Regions from separate parts of the Homo sapiens genome. Here region 1 is linked to region 2. The links are chromatin contacts, found by POLR2A ChIA-PET in ENCODE. All regions are on one chromosome and are shown on one strand. Each heading gives the region's core, a stretch centred on a gene start or an enhancer-like site at or near the end of the contact. The rest is flanking DNA. Distances are from core to core; before and after follow the strand shown.

Region 1 (7,355 bases), core at 3,605-6,104, 310 kb before region 2:
AGTGCAATGGCGCGATCTCGGCTCACTGCAACCTTTGCGTCCCGGGTTCAAGTGATTCTCCTGCCCCAGCATCCTGAGTAGCTAGGACTACAGGCATGTCCCACCACACCCAGCTAATTTTTGTATTTTTAGTAGAGACGGGGTTTCACCATGTTTGTCAGGCTGGTCTCAAACTCCCGACCTCAGGTGATCTGCTCGCCTCAGCCTCCCAAAATGCTATGATTACAGGTGTGAGCCACCATGCCCAGCCTTAATTTTTGTATTTTAGTAGAGACAGGGTTTCACCATGTTAGCCAGGCTGGTCTCCAACTCCTGACCTCAGATGATCTGCACGCCTCAGCCTCCCAAAGTATTGGGATTATAGGCATGAGCCACAGCACCTGGCCTCTGTGTTTGTTCTTGATTATGCTTTGGTTATGGGTCAGACTGCTTCAGATAGTGAGTTTCCCAAAGCTCAGGACAGAACGTCTCCAGATTTGCAAGTAGAGAATCCTCTACCAGCTTGTCTGCAGAGGAGGTGCAGCTCCATCCCGGCAGGTCTGTTTTGAAGGACCAGGTGGTACCTGCTCTCTTTCGTACCCTAGCCTAGATCCTGAGGTGCTGAGATCCCGGAGGCCAGCTGGGGGTGGCTCTGGGGCTATGTGCCTGCTCTGATTCACTTCCCACTGGCTCTGACAGTGGAAGGAAAAGCAGACTGGCAGGGGCCAGGGACAAAGGGTTAGACTGGCAAGCCCAGTCTCACTAGTCTGGAGCTTCAGAAACCCCAGAGATGCCTACCACCAGCCTGGGAAGAGGGGGCCTCATCTGCCTACCTCCTTCTAAGCGAGGAAATAACCAGGATTTGGGGGAAATGCTCGAGGACAATGGGGGCTACCAAAAGGATCTTTCCTTCCAGCCCATGAGTCCCCGCACCTCACATCTGCACCAGCAGCAAGGCAGGCCTCATTGGCTGGCAGATTTGAGGATTCAGCCAGGGCAGAAAGTCTGTGAGGCCCCTGGGTCTAAAATATAAGAGGTAGCAACTGGTTAGGGAAGCTGTTGGGGGGAGGGCTGGAGGCCTGTGGTGTCTCCTCTCAGCTGGCCACAGCACTTTGTAAGTGGGAAGCTTTGGGTTCTGAACCAGGGCTCCACCAATGTGCTCAGCAGACACAGCACCTCCATGATGTTATATGACAAATATTACAAGCATGTGCACTTTTTTTTTTTGAGACAGTCTCGCTCTGTCGCTCAGGCTGAAGTGAAGTGGCGTGATCTCAGCTCACTGCAACCTCTACCTCCTGGGTTCAAACGATTCTCCTGCCTCAGCCTCCTGAGTAGCTGGGATTACAGGCATGCACCACCACACCCAGCTAATTTTTTTTTTTTTTTTGAGACGGCGTCTCGCTCTGTTGCCCAGGCTGGAGTGCAGTGGCACGATCTCCGCTCACTGCAAGCTCCGCCTCCCGGGTTCACGCTATTCTCCTGCCTCAGGCTCCTGAGTAGCTGGGACTACAGGCGCCCGCCACCACGCCCAGAAAATTTTTTGTATTTTTAGTAGAGACGGGGTTTCACTGTGTTAGCCAGGATGGTCTCGATCTCCTGACCTCATGATCCGCCCGCCTCGGCCTCCCAAAATGCTGGGATTATAGGGATGAGCCACCGCGCCTGGCCTTAACCCCAGCTAATTTTGTATTTTTAGTAGAGACGGGGTTTCTCCGTGTTCATCAGGCTGGTCTCGAACTCCTGACCTCGTGATCCACCAGCCTTGGCTTCCCAAAGTGCTGGGATTACTAGGTGTGAGCCACCGCACCTGGCTGCACTTTTTTTTTTTTTCAGTCAAAGAGATCCCCCCTATCCTGGGGATACCTTTCATAGTTGCAAAGTGGACTGTGACCAGTTTTAAGAACCACTTCACTAGACTGTAATCTTTTTTTTTTTTCTTTGAGCCAGGATCTTGCTCTATCACCCAGGCTGGAGTGCAGTGGTTCAATCATAGCTCACTGCAGCCTCCAACTCCTGGACTGAAAGGATCCTCCCACCTCAGCCTCCCAAGTAGCTAGGACTACAGGCACAGGCTACCACACCTGGCTAATTTATTGTTATTATTTTTGTAGAGACAGGGTTTCACTATGTTGCCCAGGCTGGTCCTAACTCCAGGGTGGCCCTGGAGTTAATCACCAACAGGTCTCCCCAGGCATTCTGGGCCCCCTCAAACCAGCCCCACCCACAACCGGACCAGCAGGCCTGGGACCTGGGAGGTAGGGCTGGGCTGATGGAGCCAGTCATGTGCTACAGCCAGCTCACACATTTGTTAAGCTGTTCAACTGTCAGGAATTTTGCAAGCCAGTTGACATCATGTTGGTAGCTAGAGAGCTGGGAGGCAGAAACTGCAAATGCTACAAATCATGGCCTTTTTCCCCCTCTCCAGAGAGCCATTTACCAGCACACCACTGGAAAGAACCCACTGGGACTGAGCCAAATCTGACCCTGGGGCATGACAACTATTCCCGGCAGGGAGAGCTGAGGCTATAACCCACCCTCCCTTCCTACAAGGGCTTCTCCCGGACATCTCCACGGTCTCACCAAATGAGTGCCTGGTGATGCCAATCCAGCCTCCTCTCAGCAATCAGGGAGGCACATCCATGGGGACACCATCACCCAGAAGGTCCCTGAGCCACCACTCAGAGGCCATTGCCCAAGGCCAGACCCTCCCGCAAGCTCCTTTCCCTTTGGGGCCTGGGTGTGTCCCCACACAGCCTCCCCCACCCCCATCCTACCTCCCATAAATCTTCTGCTATTTCCGACTCCCAGGCACCACCAACTCCCAGCTCCCCAGGGTGAGACTGCAATTAAGCTAGCCCCATCTGGCCTCCACCGAGAGCCCTTCCTGATCCACAGCCCCAGAGGTTGCAGTCCAAAGAGGACAAGCACAGCGAGCCAGGACGGACACCTACCTGGCTGGGCCCCCTCAGGCTCATCGTAGTCTAGGGAAATAGAAACAAATTGCAGCTCTGTGCGGGGGTTGTGGGGAAGGAGGTGTCACCCACGGAGGTGGGGAGGGGCAGGCTCCCCCAGCTCTGCCTTGACCAAACAGGCCAGGATGATGTCAGGACAGAGACTCCTTCACATCAGGTACCCCCCAGACTCCAGTCAAGTTCAGAACCTTCAAGGTGACTTTCCCGTGCCCAATTCAGGACCAGACTGGGGAAAAAACTCTCAGCTTTGCTTCTGCAGGGGGTGAATGAGGCCAGAGCCAAGGCCCTCAACCCAGATCAGGGCAGGCGCCAAGAATACAAACGCCATGGAAACACCTTTGACGTTCGGGGCAATCCTCTCAACTGCCCCCTCCCTTTCCAAGCCCAGCACCCCCATAGCCAGACAGGCTTCTTCCAGGGCCGGTGTCTGCCAGGTTCTCCTTGCCCACGCCAATGCCTCAGAGCAGGGCCATGCTGCCACCCTGCTTATGAATGCCTGGCCTCACCAGCAAGGATGGACAAATGTTAGGGAAAAGATAAAGGATCCTAGATTCCAGCTGCTCCTTCTAAAGTGGGGCCCTAAGGGCAGCAACCACCTCATCAGCCTGACTCCCTGGCTCCTGGTTTCTTCTGGGTCCCCCCTTATGAACAGGAGGGAGGGAGCTCCCTGAGACAGAGACCTAAGCGGGGCTCTGTACCCACTCTCAGCAGGGCAGCATATCTGCCAGGAATCTGGTGCTCCAGGGAGCCATGTGCCCCCTCCCCATTTTTGGAAAGAGGCTCTGCCCATTCCAGACTTCCCTAGGGCTACAATTTCCCAGGAAGGACTGGCACTCCTCATCCTCCCCAGTAACTGATAGGGTGGAAAAGCCAACATTAGGGTGGAGGGGTAGGAGGGCAATAGAACGAGGGGAAGGGAAGGCTACTTATTCAAGGCCAACTGTGTTCTGGCTCTGGGCTAGGCCCTGACATGCATTCATTATTGTAACCCACAAGGAAGAAATTAGAGTTCAAAGAGCAGAGCTGGAGATCAAACCCAGGGCTTTCTGACTTCAAAGCCACTAGGCCACATGGCTCCCCACATGCCAGGAGCACCAGGGCCAGCGGTCAGACTGCAGAGAGGCCCTTCCCCTGTGGTGTGAAGGGCTGACTTCCTGAGGCCAGGAGCTCTGAGGGTTAGGAAAATAGTGTTGGGTGTGCTTACCTGCCACCTCCACGATCTGGTGCCGGGCGATGTCATAGTATGGGTCATCCCACTTCAGGTGTGTGACAAGTTCCGGGGAGCTGCTTTTGGAGTCATCTGAGGAACACAGCAGGGTCAGGGGACAAGCCAGGGGGCTGGCACCATGCTCTGCCCCACAGGCATGCTGTCTGGCCCTTCCCCCAGTAAGGCCCATGCTCCCAGCCCAAACCTGGGACTGGTCTGCCCCATCCTGCCCTCCTGGCGTCTCCCTTCAGCAGAAGGAGTGCTTCCCCCTCTAAAGCGCCTGTAGCTGCCTGAGACCAGACACAAGCCCACCTGACTTGGGGAAGTCAGGCATTTCATCCGAGGGCCAGTTCTTCTCATCGATGGAGGCCAGCTTCAGCTGGTTCAGAGCCTCGCTGGTGTCATCCAAGGTCAGATCATCCTGCAGCTCTGAGAGCGGATCCATGGCCAAGCCTGTCCCAGACAGCCTTGCCCTGCAGAACCTTAAGAGAAACCTGGGAGAGAGGAAGACAGGTGGCAGGTCAGTGACCTGCTCTTTTCACCTTCTGCGACCTCCACCGCGTGCCCTCCTGCCCCCACCATTCCCTCTCCCAGGCTCCCTGTCCCTATTCCTCAACACTCCTCATCCCCGCCAAGAGCTCCACGTAGCTCTGGGTTCTCCTGGCTCCGTGGCTCAGGCGTGTTGCCAGAAAAGGCAGCTGGGGCAGAGGATGGCACAGCTCAGCGCCTCCCTCCAGGCCCTGCAGCTGGGGAGGGAAGAGCTGTGCCAGGTCCTGTGCCGCCCGCCACCCAGCTGGCTCAGTGATGCAGTCCCAGCTGTAGAGGGCAGAGGTCCACGCCCCTCGCCTCAGGAGACCTGGACACAGAAGCCTCCCAGGCTCTAGCAGTTACAGGGGTAGAAATGTTGTAAGAATCTAAGGAACATGCTGGGCACCGTGGCTCACGCCTGTAATCCCAGCACTTTGGGAGGCCGAGGCAGGCGGATCACCTGAGGTCAGGAGTTCAAGACTAGCCTGGCCAGCATGGTGAAACCCCATCTCTACTAAAAATACAAAAACTAGCTGGGCGTGGTGGCAGGCATCTGTAATCCCAGCTACTCAGGAAGCTGAGGCAGGAGAATCACTTGAACCCAGGAGGCGGAGGTTGCAGTGAGCCGAGATTGTGCCATTGCACTTCCAGCCTAGGCGACAGGGCAAGACTCCATCCCAAAAAAATAAAAATAAAAAAATAAAAGCTATGGCTGAGGGGCCCAGCTGGGCTTGCTCCAGGACAGGAACTAGCAGCAGGGGATGTGGAATCGCCTGCCAGTCATTGCAGACAGTCTGCAGGCTCCTAGGGGCGTCCAAGCCCACTCTTACTCTGCAGGGTGCTCCTGACACCAGTTTCAAGGTGGAAAGGTTGACGGCCCTAAGGATTGGAGGGCGCAGATGGGAAAGGGGGATGCTCGTGATGTCTGGGGTGCTGAGATGAGGAGGTCACCAGCAGAACAGCAGCTCCGGCAGGCACAAGGCAGACTCGACCACCAAGCTGGGTTTCTGTAGGTCTGGAATCTGGCCAGAAGGCTGCAGCCGCATGCAGCCTGGGGGTAGGCACCTCTGCCCTCAGCCCTAATGGGCAGCAACTCCCCCTCCTGCCACAAGCTCCCCACATGAGGGAGGGCAGTTTTTAGTTCAACCTATTCAGTCTAACCCCAGGGAAGAGGCTGCTCCATGTCCAGCTGCATTCCTGGAGCCCCAAAACTGACATATATGGTCAGAGAATCAGCAGGGCAGATAAGGAGAGCAGACAAGCCCTGGGGGTGGGCAGGAAGAAGAGGGGGAGAGCTGCCATCCCAGAGCCACAGACTCTGGGCTCTGAGGCCACTTGACAACCTCCTGCACACATCACATCACAGCCAAGGGCCCTGGATGGTGAGCCCTCTCCCTGTGCCTAGCAACAGCCACCCTATCACCAGGGCAACCACACGGATTGAGTGGTAACGCTGTTTCATGCTCCCAAGCCAAAGCCAACCAGCGAAAACAGCCCAAAAAAACCCTCTTCTTCCTCTCCCTGTCCCCTGTCCTCATCCACTACCCCTGGTTACCACCAAAATATAATCCCTTCCCAAGAACACAGAGAAGAATGATCCCTCACGGTCAGGAATGCATTTCTCTGAGTGATGCCAAAGCCCAGCTCCCTCACTCCCCTTCAGCCTTCAACCCTTCAACCCTTCAACCCTTCAATATCTACATGTGCTTCCTGCCATCCAGCCAGGAGGCTGTGGGAGCTGCTCCCCATAGCGACCTCCAGCTGGGTAATAAAGACAGAATCCAGCTCAAAGCAACCCCCTCCAGGCCAGAGCCTTCTCTCTACCCTTTCTATTCAGCCTGTCACTGCCCAGGGACCAGGGGCTCCTTCAGCCCCACCTACAGCTATCCCAGAGACATCTTTCTGCACAAAGTAGGTGCTGATGCCATGAAATGATGAGGTAGTATGGAGAGCTGGATTATCATCCTGCCTAAGCCAGTGAGCTGCAAAGATGCTGAGCAAGTCCTTTTCCTACTTGGGCCTAAATTTCCTCCTCTGTAGAGGCAATGGCGCCTCCCAGAAATATAATTCTCCAGTGTTCAGAAATACTTTGTGCTGCAGTGAACAACAGGATTAGAAGGAGCAGCCGGGGCCGGGCACGGTGGCTCATGCCTGTAATCCTAGCACTTTGGGAGCCCAAGGTGGGTGGGTCACCAGAGGTCAGGAGTTCAAGACCAGCCTTGCCAACATGGTGAAACCCCATCTCTACTAAAAGTACAAAAAAAAAAAATAGCCAGGCATGGTGGTGGGTGCCTGTAATCCCAGCTACTCAGGTGGCTGAGGCAGGAGAATCACTTGAACCCAGGGGGTGGAGGTTGCAGTGAGCTGAGATCAAGCTACTTCACTCCAGCCTGGGCAAAAGAGCAAAACTCTGTTTCAAAAAAAAAAAAAAAAGGAGCAGCTGGGAGCTGGGGTGGATGTGAAGGAGGGAGAAGGACACCATCTAAAAGGGAGCTGAACTTGAACTTCACCTCTTTTCCAGTGACTGCTCTTCTATGCTGTCAGTTCTTCCAGACATGACCTCCCTCAACGCCCCCACATAACCTCCTTTCCCAGCATAACTAAGCCCAGTGGTTCCCATCTCCCAGTCAGACTGGCCCCTCCCACTACCCCCAACCCACAGTTTA
Region 2 (6,595 bases), core at 632-3,131:
AAATAAATCCATAAAATATGAACTTCATTAATTCATCCTTGGAGAAAAAAAGAGATTCCAATAGTGCATACCCGTTTTTTTTTTCTTTTTTCTTTTCTTTTACTTTAAGTTCTGGGATACATGTGTAGAACGTGCAGGTTTGTTACATAGGTAATAGTGCATATTCCTAAATAACTTAAAACGTAACTCTAATGAAAACAATCCATGATTATAAAATATGTATCATTTCTTGTTATTTTTTTTTTCAGACAGGTGCTTTAAGCCCTATGAAAAGATGACCCACTTCTTTCCTACATAATCTATAACAATCAGGGCATAAACATTCATTCTAAAGGTGACAGATTTTTTAAGGATCATTCACCATCTAGAGTTTAAATAATGTTGTTTGGGGTTCTTCTTGTGTCCATGGTAACAGAGGAGCAGGTGTGAGGCAACAAGAAGCACATCAGAACAAACCAAGACTTCGCTGATTTCCAGCTTGTAGCTCTGAATGAGAGATGGACTTGAGACTTCTTTGGGCCATTTCTGCTCATGTTTTCTCTACTTATTTACGTTAAATTGAGCCAAAATGTGGTGTGGTAAAGTAATGGTGACTAATCCTATTATAGACTTCTTCAAAAGGGGTAATGCTTCCCCCTTTACCCACCCCCTCCCCTGACTTTTTTCCATAGTTCAGTTCTTAGCTGTTAAACATTGTAACAGAAAATTACCCGTTTCTCATTGTCAGCATCTGGTTTCCCACAGACTCAGATAATTGTCAGGAAGAGATTTGCCTTCAGTTAAAGCAACCCTATCCCCACTGTTACTAGGCCAGGCACCTCTGTTAGACCATCATAGAACCAAATCTATAGAGGATTCTTTCTGGCTCTTTTCTGTATTACTAGAGGTATGCTATAGCAAAAAGACTACAGGGAGCCATGGTGGTGAGTTAAGAGTCAAAATCTGTTTTGAAACTTAAAAATCCAGGGTCATTGAGGATGCAAGAAGTTGCCTGTTTTTGTAGAATCCATCTCACTTCTTCAGTCCCTTTGTATTATGGTTACAGGAAACTATCCAGCAGCACTTGACCTGGTAATGGAGGAAGCTATTTCACAGCCCACTGGTCCCTTGACTCGTTTAGAAGTCAGAGTCAAAGGTTACAGAAGTAATAATTGGGCCCAGATTCTCCCTGTCAGGAAAGACCTTGTTCCCCCCACCCCACCCCCTGCCTTCTACAAGTTAAGAGAAACTTATCTGTTATAAAACCATTCAATAAGAGGAAATGAAGAAACACCATCCTTGGCTGAAGTGTTCTCAAGCCCCAATGATACTATTTCTGTTTTCATGGGAGCTGCTTTTGCAGCTAGCTAGTATAAAATTTAGGTCTGATTTTTTACATTAAAATATCTCCCCTTAGATAAATAACTTGATTTATTTCAATCTATAAATAATATGAAGGATCTTTATTTGGTCCAAGCCCTGATATTCCTTCACACCACCACTCTGATAATTCCCTGAATACTTGTCTGGCAATCAAGTACACTCACACGAGTCTTAATTAACAAGTGTTATGCCATTAGCAATGTAAAGTCAGTCATCAAAAGTTAAGAAACTAGGCCAGATTATAGGCTCACACCTATAATCCCAGCACTTTGGGAAGCCAAGGTGGGAAAATCACTTGAGGCCAGGAGTTTGAGGCCATCCTGGGCAACACAATGAGACCCCTGTCTCTACAAGAAGAATAAGAAGTTTAAAAAGCTTTACTTCACCAGCAACAGAACAATTTAAAATTTTCAGTGCTTTTAATTTCTTCCATAATTTGCTCAGAACTCTAGCAGATCAATCTGTGGTGCCATTGGCACAGGCTTGGCACTGGAGTAGGAAAGAATGACACAATTTGGCACCTTTAACCAGAAGATCTTTAATGAGCTGGCGTGGGGGTGGAGGGGACAGAGAGGAAGGAAGGACAGTTAGGATTTTGGCAGTAACACAAAGGTTCTTCTTCCCTGAGAAAAGTGAAATGAAAGTCAAATGAAGCTTCACTCTGCTTTTAGAATTTGCTAAGATGTTTGTCTGTCTCTCAGCTCCCGGCCCCCTTGCAGGTGCATCATTATAGTCAGTGACTTCTCCAAAAAACAAATTGTCTCTCAGGATCCTTCAGGAGGGGTCATATCTAACCAATTTCTTGTCTGAGGACATAATTGTGATTCCCTTCTTCAACTATCAGATGCAATGCTACCAGCACTGCAGAAACTGTCTTATCAGAAAGTGGCACAAATGTGTACATTTCTTCTAGGTCACAGTTCTAGTATTGCTGAGTTCTGGGGCTGCAACAATAGATAATACTACAATGAGAGATGTTTGGGAAAAGCATTGTTTCCTGGGTGGCCGTAGAAGCAGACTTGAAATCATCCCTTTGTCATTAAATAATATCAACAACAAATGTCTTTGTTGATGTCATTGTATTGTAATTTTCTAGGTCTAGATTATTGCTAGGGATGATAATACCTATCTTCTAGGGTTGTTATGCAAATCACATGAAATTACACATGCAAGATGTCTGGCTATATATAATTCATCTTCATTGTGTGTTGTTCTCCTTAAGCTCCACTTTTCTGGGATTTTTGTATCTCTGTGGATCTGGATAGTCTTCCTTTTCTCTCTCTTTAAATGGCATCAGAGTTGAAGATCTTGAGGACTTTTTAGTCTCTCTTTTGTTTTTTGTTGTTGTTGTTGTTACTGGTTTGTTTTTGTTTTTGTTTTTTTGTTTTTGTTTTTTTTTTTTGAGATAGTGTCTCACTCTGTCACCCAGGCTGGAGTTGTAGCACAAACATGGCTCATTGCAGCCTTAACCTGGGCTCAAGCAATCCTCCTGCCTCAGCTTCCCATGTAGCCATGACCACAGGTGCGTGCCACCATACCCAGCTAACTTTTTTTTTTCTTTTTTATAGAGACGGGTCTCATTTTATTGCTCAAACTGGTCTTGAACTCCTGGGCTCATGTTATGCTCCTGCCTCAGCCTCCCAAAATGCTAGAATTACAGGTGTGCGCCACTGTACCTGGCCTCTCTTACTTTCTATAACACTTCTTTCTTGCCCTGTATTTTGTGTACGTTTTTGGAGACTAAAACATTCAATGATTGCCTGCATGACTCTTAACCACTTCACTCATCATTTAGTTCATTCACAGAATAGCCTAAGAAAGCTTTTCTATCTTTGTTTTCTTTGCATATGCCATTTTCTCACTTCCTGTCTTTACCCCCTTTCCTCTAGATACAGAATTTTAAAACTCAAGGTGTAGTGGGAGACTTGAGTCAGTCAACTCTATCCAACTTGTGTTGTTCCCACTCTTAGCTCTAGCAGTACAGTGATGGGCTCAGGGTAATGAAAAGCAGACTTTCTCTGCTGAGGTCATTGCTCCTCATGCTGGCAGCCTGCTCCAGGAAGCTGTTTATCTATGCTTGCAGAGCCAAGCTCCAGCCTCTGAACAGTTGGAATGTATTGAGAAACCACAGAGCCCAAAGAGAGAACATTACACAGGCAGTTCCAGGCAGGGAGAGTATATTTACACCAGACAAACTGCAGCTTACATGTGTGGGGATAATTGTTCATCTGCACACTCTCATACTTTACCTTCTATGCAATCTATATACCCTCTCAAGAAGGTTTAACCAGGAGAACTTGTACTGCTATGTCCAAATTACCCTGAACATCCCCTAAAATGTCATAAGGAAAAAGAGATACTACAGAAAATTGATGTAAAAACTTTTTAAGATAGTGGTTTTTTTGTTTTTCTGAGTCAAATTTTATGTTTAGAATCTTAGACCATGTAAGCCTGATCACTAAAGCATTCAAAAACACTGTTTCTTGCATGGAAATGTTTTTCTTCATCCCTTTACAAAAATATTAAGTATTGTTATAGAGCTTCAAATGTGCTCTATATTAATAGGAATATAAGATATGGTCACTTCCCTGTAAGATGTAATCTGGTTAAAGAGGTAAAACTCATTGAATAACGAACAATTACAGAGCAATACAAGACCTTATATAATGGCATTAAGTTATATGGCCCAGTACACTGAGAATTGAGAGTAAGGAAAAATAATGGCTATTAGTTAAGTAAAATTAGTTGAGTCTTATAGAGGAGTTTGTCTTAATTTTGGAAAGGAAGGTAGAGTTTGGATAAACAAAACAGAAAGGAGACATATTTTGCAACATGAAAGCACCATAACATAGTGGTTAAGAACATGGACTTTGGAATCAGATAGGTCTATGTTAGAGGGCCTGCCACTTTCTGGTATGAGATCTTGGGCAGATTGCTTACCTCATCTATAAAATAGGGAGACTCATATATAAAATATAAAATTCCATGTTACATAATTGTTGGAATGATTAAATGAGTTAATGAAAGTAAAGTGCTTGGCATTTCACTTAAGATACAATAAGTGTTGAATTAATTAGTAGCTACTGCTACTACTGTTGTTCACTCATTCATTCAATATATATTTATTGAGTGCCTACGTCTTAGCGTTCTAGATACTAGGGATATAGCAGTGAAAAAAACAGACCAGAAATTTCAACTCTTATGGAGCTTCCATTCTGAAATTGTTTTCATTTTACCTTTTTAGAATGTGTGTGAATAATTTTGGACTTACATAAAGTTTAAAAAAATCTATATATGGAGTTCCCACATCCATTTCATACAGCTTCTACTAATGTTAACATTTCCTGTATCCATAATATAACTGCCAAAATCAAGAACTTAACATTAATTCAAAACTATTAACTAATCTATACGTCTTATTTACATTTTCACCTCATTTTTGAAGGGCAGTTTTTTTCCTGAGATAAATTCTAGGTTGGCAGCTGTTTTACCATTCCATTATCTTTTGGTTTCTACTGACTTTGTTGAGAAGTTGCTCTCAGTTTTATTCTTGCTTCTTTGAAAATAATCTTTTTTTAAATCTCTGGATGGTTTTTGGATATTTCTACTTGGTCTTTGGTTTTTGATAGTTTTAGTGTAATGTGTCTAGTTTTGCTTTTCTTTATATTTAAACTATTCGGTGTTCTTAGTGCTTCTTGAACCTATAGCTTGATATCATTTATCAGTCCTGGAAAACTCTCAATAATTAGCTCTTCAAATTTACTTCTGTTCTACTCTCTCTCTGTCTCTGTCTCTTTTTTTTTTTTGAGGCAGGATCTCTGTCTGTCACCCAGGTTGGAGTGCAGTGGTGCAGTCATGGCTCACTGCAGCCTCTACCTCCTGGGCTCAGGCAATCCTCTTGCCTCACTCAGCCTCCCAAGTGGCTGGGACCACAGTTGCACGCCACCACACTCAGCTAATTTTTTTTTTTTTTTTTTTAGAGATAGGGTCTTGCCATCTTGCCCAGACTGGTCTCAAACTCCTGGGCTCAAGTGATCCTCCTGCCTCGCCCTCCCAAAGTGCTGGGATTACAGACATGAGCCAACACGACTGGCCTCTACCCTCTCTTTACTCCTATTGGGATTCTAATTACACAAACATTAGACCTTTTCATAGTATTCTCTGTCTCTTATGCTCTTTTTTGCATTTTCTATCATTTTGTGTGGTTTTTTTTTTTTTTTTTTTTTTGAGACAGAGTCTCACTCTGTCACCCAGGCTGGAGTGCAGTAGCACTATCTTGGCTCACTGCAACCCAGGTTTGCCTCCCAGGTTCAACCCACTCTGCCTTCCTGGTTCAAGTGATTCTTCTGCCTCAGCCTCCTGAGTAGCTGGGATTACAGGCGCCCACCACCGTGGCTGGCTAATTTGTGTTTTTAGTAGAGATGGGGTTTCACCATGTTGGGCAGGCTGGTCTCAAACTCCTGACCTCAAATGATCTGCCTGCCTCGGCCTCCCAAAGTGCTGGAATTACAGTCATGAGCCACCATGCCCAGCCCATCATTTTGTAGTTTATGCTTTATTCTGGATATTTTCTTCTGATCTATTTTCCAGGTCATTAATTCTCTCTTCATTTCTGTGTAATTTACTATTAAACCCATCTACTGAGTTCTTAATTCTAATTATTGTATTTTTTTAGTTCAAGTATTTTTATTCAGTTTTTGTTTGTTTCCTTGCTAAATCTTGTCTTTCATTTGCTTGAACATAGTAAATAAAGCATGGTTATTACAAAGTCCATAATTTATTGTCTGGATACCCTGTGGGTCTGTTTCTGTTTTCTGTCCTATCCATTTTTTTTTTACTCCATTATCTTATCTTGTGTTATACTTTTTTTTTTCTCTAGTTGAGTTATGTAAATTGTGTATGAGTTATGTAAATTGAAAAACTATACAGATAATGTGAGGCCCAGAATGATGTTATCTTTCTTCGGAGGGGATTTATATTTGCTTTTGGCAGATGGCCTGGGCACTAGCAATCCTGGATTACCTCAATCCCATGAGGGTTTGAAAGGATTTGAATATAGATTTACATCTCAGGGAGGGCTGATTTTCAGTATAGCTCTGAGGAGTGCCAAAAGAGCTTTAGGGTTTACCAGAGTCCCAGCCCCCAACGTGGGTGGGTCCTGAACTCTATTTTTTTTTTCTTTTCTTTTTGAGACTGAGTCTCACTCTGTCGCCCAGGCTGGAGTGCAGTGGAA

The links. ChIA-PET counts read pairs that join two places held with the same protein, here RNA polymerase II (POLR2A).
Region 1: POLR2A ChIA-PET joins it to region 2 with 10 read pairs in A673. The contact joins two enhancer-like sites. POLR2A ChIA-PET finds 5 or more read pairs at or near these places in 4 of 52 experiments (A673, H1 and activated T-cell).

Annotation. Positions count from the first base shown.
Region 1 is chr11:46,691,502-46,698,856 of GRCh38, forward strand. ARHGAP1 (Rho GTPase activating protein 1) reads right to left here. Exons shown (of 13, transcript NM_004308.5): 2 at 4,474-4,655; 3 at 4,159-4,254. The coding sequence starts at 4,606. Among named protein-coding and RNA genes, the nearest start is that of ARHGAP1, 5.4 kb to the right of the region's middle. RefSeq lists an enhancer at 2,906-3,405. Within about 2 kb of position 4,855, at least 8 of the 41 ENCODE cell types and tissues checked have a DNase peak (open chromatin) inside an H3K27ac peak, as active enhancers do.
Region 2 is chr11:47,001,435-47,008,029 of GRCh38, forward strand. The region is part of intron 2 of CSTPP1 (centriolar satellite-associated tubulin polyglutamylase complex regulator 1); the gene reads left to right. LOC124902670 (a long non-coding RNA gene) reads left to right here. Exons shown (of 2, transcript XR_007062665.1): 1 at 1-6,595. Among named protein-coding and RNA genes, the nearest start is that of CSTPP1, 68 kb to the left of the region's middle. RefSeq lists a silencer at 3,366-3,445. Within about 2 kb of position 1,882, at least 14 of the 41 ENCODE cell types and tissues checked have a DNase peak (open chromatin) inside an H3K27ac peak, as active enhancers do.